2 separate regions of the Homo sapiens genome follow, and region 2 is linked to region 1. Evidence: chromatin contacts called from ENCODE Hi-C data. All regions are on one chromosome and are shown on one strand. The core of a region is the stretch at or near the end of the contact, and the rest is flanking DNA. Distances in the headings are between cores, read along the strand shown. Region 1 holds the start of CDC42EP5 (CDC42 effector protein 5). Region 2 holds the start of KIR2DS4 (killer cell immunoglobulin like receptor, two Ig domains and short cytoplasmic tail 4 (gene/pseudogene)).

Region 1 (3,297 bases), core at 689-3,188:
TCAGCGTTTCACCAAGTTGGCCAGGCTGGTCTTGAGCTTCTGACCTCAAGTGATCCACCCGCCTTGGCTTCCCAAAGTGCTGGGATTACAGGCGTGAGCCACTGCACTTGGCCTTTATATATATCTTAACGTATGTACATAATACATGTAATGAACCACTGGCACATGCTGCACACGGATGAACCTGCTTATGTGAAGGAAGTCAGATAGGTAAGGCTGTATGATGTGTGATTCCATTTATGCGAATGTCCAGAAGAGGTAATCCATGAATCAGAAAACAGGGGAGTGGTTTCCAGGGGCTGCAGAGAGCGGGGCATGGGAGTGACCGCTTAATAGGGTTTTCTTTAGGGGTGATGAAAATGTTTGGGAACTTGATAGAAAGGATGGCTACACAATTACCAGTGTACCAATTAGGTATGTTCCATTGGGAATGTACTAAATGTCACTGAACTGTACACCTTAAGATGGTTAATTCTGGCCCGATGCAGTGGCTCACACCTATAATCCCAGCACTTTGGAAGCCGAGGCAGGCGGATAACCTGAGGTCGGGAGTTCGAGACCAGCCTGACCAACGTGGAGAAACCCCGTCTCTACTAAAAATACAAAATTAGCTGGGCGTGGTGGCAGGCACCGGTAATCCCGGCTACTCAACAGGCTGAGGCAGGAGAATCGCTTGAACCTGGAAGGTGGAGGTTGCAGTGAGTGGAGATCGCGCCATTGCACTCCAGCCTGGGCAACAAGAACAAAACTCCGTCTCAATTAAAAAAAAAGAAAAAAAAAAGATGGTTAATTTTATGTTATGTGAATTTTACATCAATAAAAAATACTTAATAAAAGTCTGTAACATATATATATATATATATATAGTTTTTCTGATTACTGAGTTTCTGGTGACCACTGCCCCCTCCCCCCTTAAATTTTGCTGTGGGTGCTGAGTCCTGACCTGCTTCACTCCATCCCCTGCGGGGACCCCAGTGGGAACTTTCTAACACCTGGATCTTTCCCTGCCATTCCTCCGCGGTCCCCCCACGCCTGCAGGGCAAACTGAAGCTCCCAGTGGCTTTCAAGCTGGCTTCTCCAGGCAAATCAAACTCCACCTGGTGTCTGAGAACCCTCTGCCCCACCCAGCTTCCCCATTCTGCTCCGATATCCATCCTCCTCTCCTGGGCTCCATCAACTCTCACTCATCCTTAAGACCCAGCTCAAGGCTGCTTCCTGTTATCGCAAATTGACTGTCTTCTCTCCAGCACTACAACCCCAGCCCCAGCTAGGGGTAAAACCACTGACCTAGCCTCCCACCTGGGCCTCCCCTTTCTCTCACTGAGCTGCCTCCTACCTGGGCTTCCCTCTCCCTCTCCCTCTGACCCTGACCCAGGCTCCAACCTGCATCTCCACCTCCCTCCCGCTGACCCAGCCTCCCACCTGGGCCTCCACCTCCCTCCCACAGACCTAGACTCCCACCTGGGCTTCCCACCTTCTTCCCACTGAGCTGCATCCTGCCTTGGGACTCTGCTCTCCCCCTCCGCTCTCTCTCCCTGCCCGCACCGCCCTGAAGGAATTGCCCTAACACTCAAACCTCACTCTCTTGTCATCAATAGACACTGGTGCTTAGAATGAGATATGAGCTTTCTATGACGGAGTGGCTCCAGGCAGGGAGGTTCATCTAGGGGACGCCGCAGCAAAGCCAGAGCTGCCCCTCTCAGACACCCTCCATGCTCTTCATCCTCCTGCTGCTTTCACTGTCTGACCTGCCTCTCTTCTCTCTTTCTCTCTCTCTCTCTCCCTCTCTCTCTCTCCATACAGCTGCAATCTGGAAGAAATTACTCTTCTAAACAGCCAGACTTCCCCAGTTTCAGGAAATTCCAAGCTGTGCAGGGGAGGGGCCAGGCTGGGGGCGCGCCCTGTCCAGCCCCACCCCCTCTGCCAGTTCCCCCTGCACACTTAGTCCTGGCCTCCTCCCGCCCCCACACTCCGCCCAGAGGGGCCTCAGCTTTTCCACCACTGCTTTCTAGTCCTTTAACTCCTAGAGGCAAACTTTTGGGGGATAAGAAAGCCTGGGAGGGGCCTGTGCCAAAACCCTCTCTGCCTGGGGACTGGGCGGTGATTCCGCTTCTGCCTGGGCTCCTGCCATGGCCCCCGAGAGGGGCTGACACTTTAGCTCCCGGTGCAGGTAAAGGGGCCTTATGCCAGGGCTTGCCAGGGGTGGGGCCTGGACTCCTGGGTCTGAGGGAGGAGGGGCTGGGGGTCTGGACTCCTGGGTCTGAGGGAGGAGGGGCTGGGGGTCTGGACTCATGAGTCTGAGGGAGGAGGGGCTGGGGGGTCTTGACTCCTGGGTCTGAGGGAGGAGGGGCTGGGGGCCTGGACTCCTGGTCTGAGGGAGGAGGGGCTGGGGGGTCTTGACTCCTGGGTCTGAGGAAGAAGGGGCTGGGGGTCTGGACCCCTGAGTCTGAGGGAAGAGGGGCTGGGGGTCTGGACTCCTGGGTCTGAGGGAGGAGGGGATGGGGCCTGGATTCCTGGGTCTGAGGGAGGAGGGGCTGGGGGCCTGGACTCCTGGGTCTGAGGGAGGAGGGGATGGGGGCCTGGACTCCTGGGTCTGAGGGAGGAGGGGCTGGGGGTCTGGACTCCTGGGTCTGAGGGAGGAGGGGCTGGGGGCCTGGACTCCTGGGTCTGAGGGAGGAGGGGCTGGGGGGATCTTGACTCCTGGGTCTGAGGGAGGAGGAAGGGCTGGAGGTCTGGACTCCTGGGTCTGAGGGAGGAGGGGCTGGGGGGTCTTGACTCCTGGGTCTGAGGGAGGAGGGGATGGGGCCTGGATTCCTGGGTCTGAGGGAGGAGGGGCTGGGGGTCTGGACTCCTGGGTCTGAGGGAGGAGGGGCTGGGGGTCTGGACTCATGAGTCTGAGGGAGGAGGGGCTGGGGGGTCTGGACTCCTGGGTCTGAGGGAGGAGGGGCTGGGGGCCTGGACTCCTGGGTCTGAGGGAGGAGGGGCTGGGGGTCTGGACTCCTGGGTCTGAGGGAGGAGGGGCTGGGGGTCTGGACTCATGAGTCTGAGGGAGGAGGGGCTGGGGGGTCTGGACTCCTGGGTCTGAGGGAGGAGGGGCTGGGGGCCTGGACTCCTGGGTCTGAGGGAGGAGGGGCTGGGGGTCTGGACTCCTGGGTCTGAGGGAGGAGGGGCTGGGGGCCTGGACTCCTGGGTCTGAGGGAGGAGGGGCTGGGGGCCTGGACTCCTGGGTCTGAGGGAGGAAGGGCTGGGGGGTCTGGACTCCTGGGTCTGAGGGAGGAGGGGCTGGGGTCTGGACTC
Region 2 (3,297 bases), core at 368-2,867, 360 kb before region 1:
ATATCTCCAACCCACGCCCATATCTCCACCTCCAGGCACATATCTCCACCCCACGCCCGTATCTCCACTCCAGTCCCATATCTCCACTCCCGGCCCATGTCTCCACCCCATGCCTATATCTCCACTCCAGTCCCATATCTCCACTCCAGGCCCATATCTCCACTCCAGACCCATATCTCCACTCGGCCCATGTCTACACTCCAGGCCCATATCACCACCTCCAGGCCCATATCTCCACTCCAGGCCCATATCTCCACCTCCAGGCCCGTATCTCCACTCCAGACCCATATGTCCACTCCAGGCCCATATCTCCACTCCAGGCCCATATCTCCACTCCAGGGCCATATCTCCACTCCAGGCTCATATCTCCACTCCAGGCCCATATCTCCACTCCAGGGCCATATCTCCACTCCAGGCTCATATCTCCACTCCAGGCCCATATCTCCACTCCAGGGCCATATCTCCACTCCAGGCCCAGATCTCCACCTCCAGGCCCGTATCTCCACTCTAGTCCCATATCTCCACTCCAGGCCCATATCTCCACCTCCAGGCCCATAACTTCACTCCAGGCCCATAACTCCACTCCAGGCCCATATCTCCACCTCCAGGCCCATATCTCCACTCCAGGGCCATATCTCCACTCCAGGCTCATATCTCCACTCCAGGCCCATATCTCCACTCCAGGGCCATATCTCCACTCCAGGCCCAGATCTCCACCTCCAGGCCCCTATCTCCACTCTAGTCCCATATCTCCACTCCAGGCCCATATCTCCACCTCCAGGCCCATAACTTCACTCCAGGCCCATAACTCCACTCCAGGCCCATATCTCCACCTCCAGGCCCATATCTCCACTGCAGACCCATATCTCCACTCCAGGCCCATATCTCCACTCCAGGCCCAGATCTCCACTCCAGGCCCAGATCTCCACTCCAGGCCCAGATCTCCACCTCCAGGCCCCTATCTCCACTCTAGTCCCATATCTCCACTCCAGGCCCATATCTCCACCTCCAGGCCCATAACTTCACTCCAGGCCCATAACTCCACTGCAGACCCATATCTCCACTCCAGGCCCATATCTCCACTCCAGGACCATATCTCCACTCCAGGCTCATATCTCCACTCCAGGCCCGTATCTCCACCTCCAGGCCCATAACTTCACTCCAGGCCCATAACTCCACTCCAGGCCCATATCTCCACTCCAGTCCCATATCTCCACTCCAGTCCCATATCTCCACCCTAGGCTCCTACCTCCCCTCCAGGTTCCTATCTCTCCTCCAGGTTCCTCTCTCCACTCCAGGTTCCTATCCCCACTCCAGGCCCATATCTCCACTCCAGGCCCAGATCTTCACTCCAGGCCCAGATCTCCACTCCAGGCGCAGATCTCCACTTCTAGGCTCATCACTCCATCTCTAGGCCCAGATCTCCACTCCAGGCCCATAACTCCACCTCCAGGCCCATATCTCCACCTCTGGGCCCAGATCTCCATCCCCACGCTCCCTCCCTCTATTCCCTTCCAGGACTCACCAACACACGCCATGATGATGACCATGAGCGACATGGTGCTGCCGGTGCAGACAGGCGGCCGCGCCCCAGCTCAGCTCAGCAGCGCACAGGATGTTATTTGGCGCCCTGCCCATGCAGTTTACATGTTGACCACATCATGGGAGGGTGACGTACGCAGGCTTTTTCTACCTTGCATGAGGCCCAGTGGGTGCTCGCTCAAGAGCAGAACATGGCTTCCTGGAAATTGCTCTCACTAGAATTGACACCTCGCGTCCTTCACTATGACCAACTCAAAACATGTCTTAGATCCAACCTCCCAAACATGAGATGCCTAAAATCTGTGCTAACATGAAAGACTTTTCATGAATTTTTATTGTTTTTATCTGAGATTCGAACTCTTCTTCCTGTGTAATATGCAAAATATCTAATAGGTATTATTAGTGTTTTCAGAGTCATTGTGACTAATAAACCATTAGAATTGTTCATGCTTGTATTTCTAGTATTACAGCAGAACCAGTTCAAATGATTTAAATTCCCAGGGAAGGATTATGCAATTATTTACAATCTTAGAATTGTACTTTATCAGCAAAAACCACACATGTAAATTCTGGATTTTTGTAGTTTTATCTATAATTTGTCTCATGACTCAAGATTCCAGAGTCCCAACTCTGGAGTTTGCTCTCTCTCTGTCTCTCTGCCTCCCTCATTTTAAATTTTACAGAAATATCCAGTAACATAATGCTATAGAAAATCAAGTTTCCCCCAGCAGGTCGGGAAGCCGAGGTGGGCGGATCAACTGAGATGAGGAGATTGAGAGCAGCCTGGCCAACACAGTGAAACCGCGTCTCTGCTAAAAATTCAAAAATTAGCCATGCCTGGTGGCAGGCACCTGAAACGCCAGCTACTCAAGAGACTGAGGCACGAGAATCGCCTGAACCTGGGAGGCGGAAGTTGCAGTGAGCTGAGATTGCTCCACTACAGTCCCGCCTGGGCGACAGAGCAAGACTCCGCCTCAAGAAAAAAAAATAGCAAGTAGCCTATAATAACAAATTAGAGGGCTCTGGCTACTAAATTTAAAGGGTTTTATAAGGCTACATGAAGTGCAGCATCCTCAAGAGTGTGGACACAGAGAGCCCCTTAGCAGAAACAGTGTCTAAAATACATCCGTGTACACACAGTCCCTTTAGAGTTGACAAAGGCTGCCGTGTGGTTTAAGGTGGCATAGAATGTCTTCTTAATAAATAATATTAAACCAAAGGGTTACACGTAGGAAAAAATAAATCTAAACTTATTCTCACACTATAAAAACACTTCTTACTTTTTATCTAGTTATTGTACATTTTTTATGATTTATATTTAAAATTGAGAAATAAAAGTCATATACGGTCATCCTTTACTATTCGTGGGTGATTGGTTTCAGGATCTCCACTCAGGTACCAAAATCTGCAGATGCTCAAGCCTCTTACATAAAATGACACAGCATTTGGATATAACCCATGCACATCCTCCTGTATACATGAAATCATCTCTTGATTACTTATAATTCCTGATACAGCCTACACACTGCCTCATTTGTGTCCATTCAACATAGTTTTGCATTTTGAAACTTTGTGGACATTTTCTCTGAATATTTTTGATTTACACTTGGTTCAATAAACACCTGTAAACCCCACAGATATGGAGGAGCGACTGTATATTTATAGTATGAAATATGATGTGTTGATATGTGTCCCCGTGGAGATGAGACTAGCAAGGCTTATGACTCTACAAATGTTTCATCGTGGAATGACTCT

Evidence for each region. A loop is a pair of places that touch in the nucleus more often than their neighbours do.
Region 2: a loop to region 1 is called in a map of natural killer cell, with 2.4 times the contacts of the local background. The contact joins the promoter of KIR2DS4 here to the promoter of CDC42EP5 in region 1. A Hi-C loop is called at or near these places in 1 of 168 maps with a recorded cell type or tissue (natural killer cell).

What each region holds. Positions count from the first base shown.
Region 1 is chr19:54,471,937-54,475,233 of GRCh38, reverse strand. It overlaps CDC42EP5 (CDC42 effector protein 5), which reads left to right and starts at 1,938. Exons shown (of 3, transcript NM_145057.4): 1 at 1,938-2,170.
Region 2 is chr19:54,831,027-54,834,323 of GRCh38, reverse strand. KIR2DS4 (killer cell immunoglobulin like receptor, two Ig domains and short cytoplasmic tail 4 (gene/pseudogene)) reads right to left here and starts at 1,617. Exons shown (of 7, transcript NM_001281972.2): 1 at 1,526-1,617. The coding sequence starts at 1,559.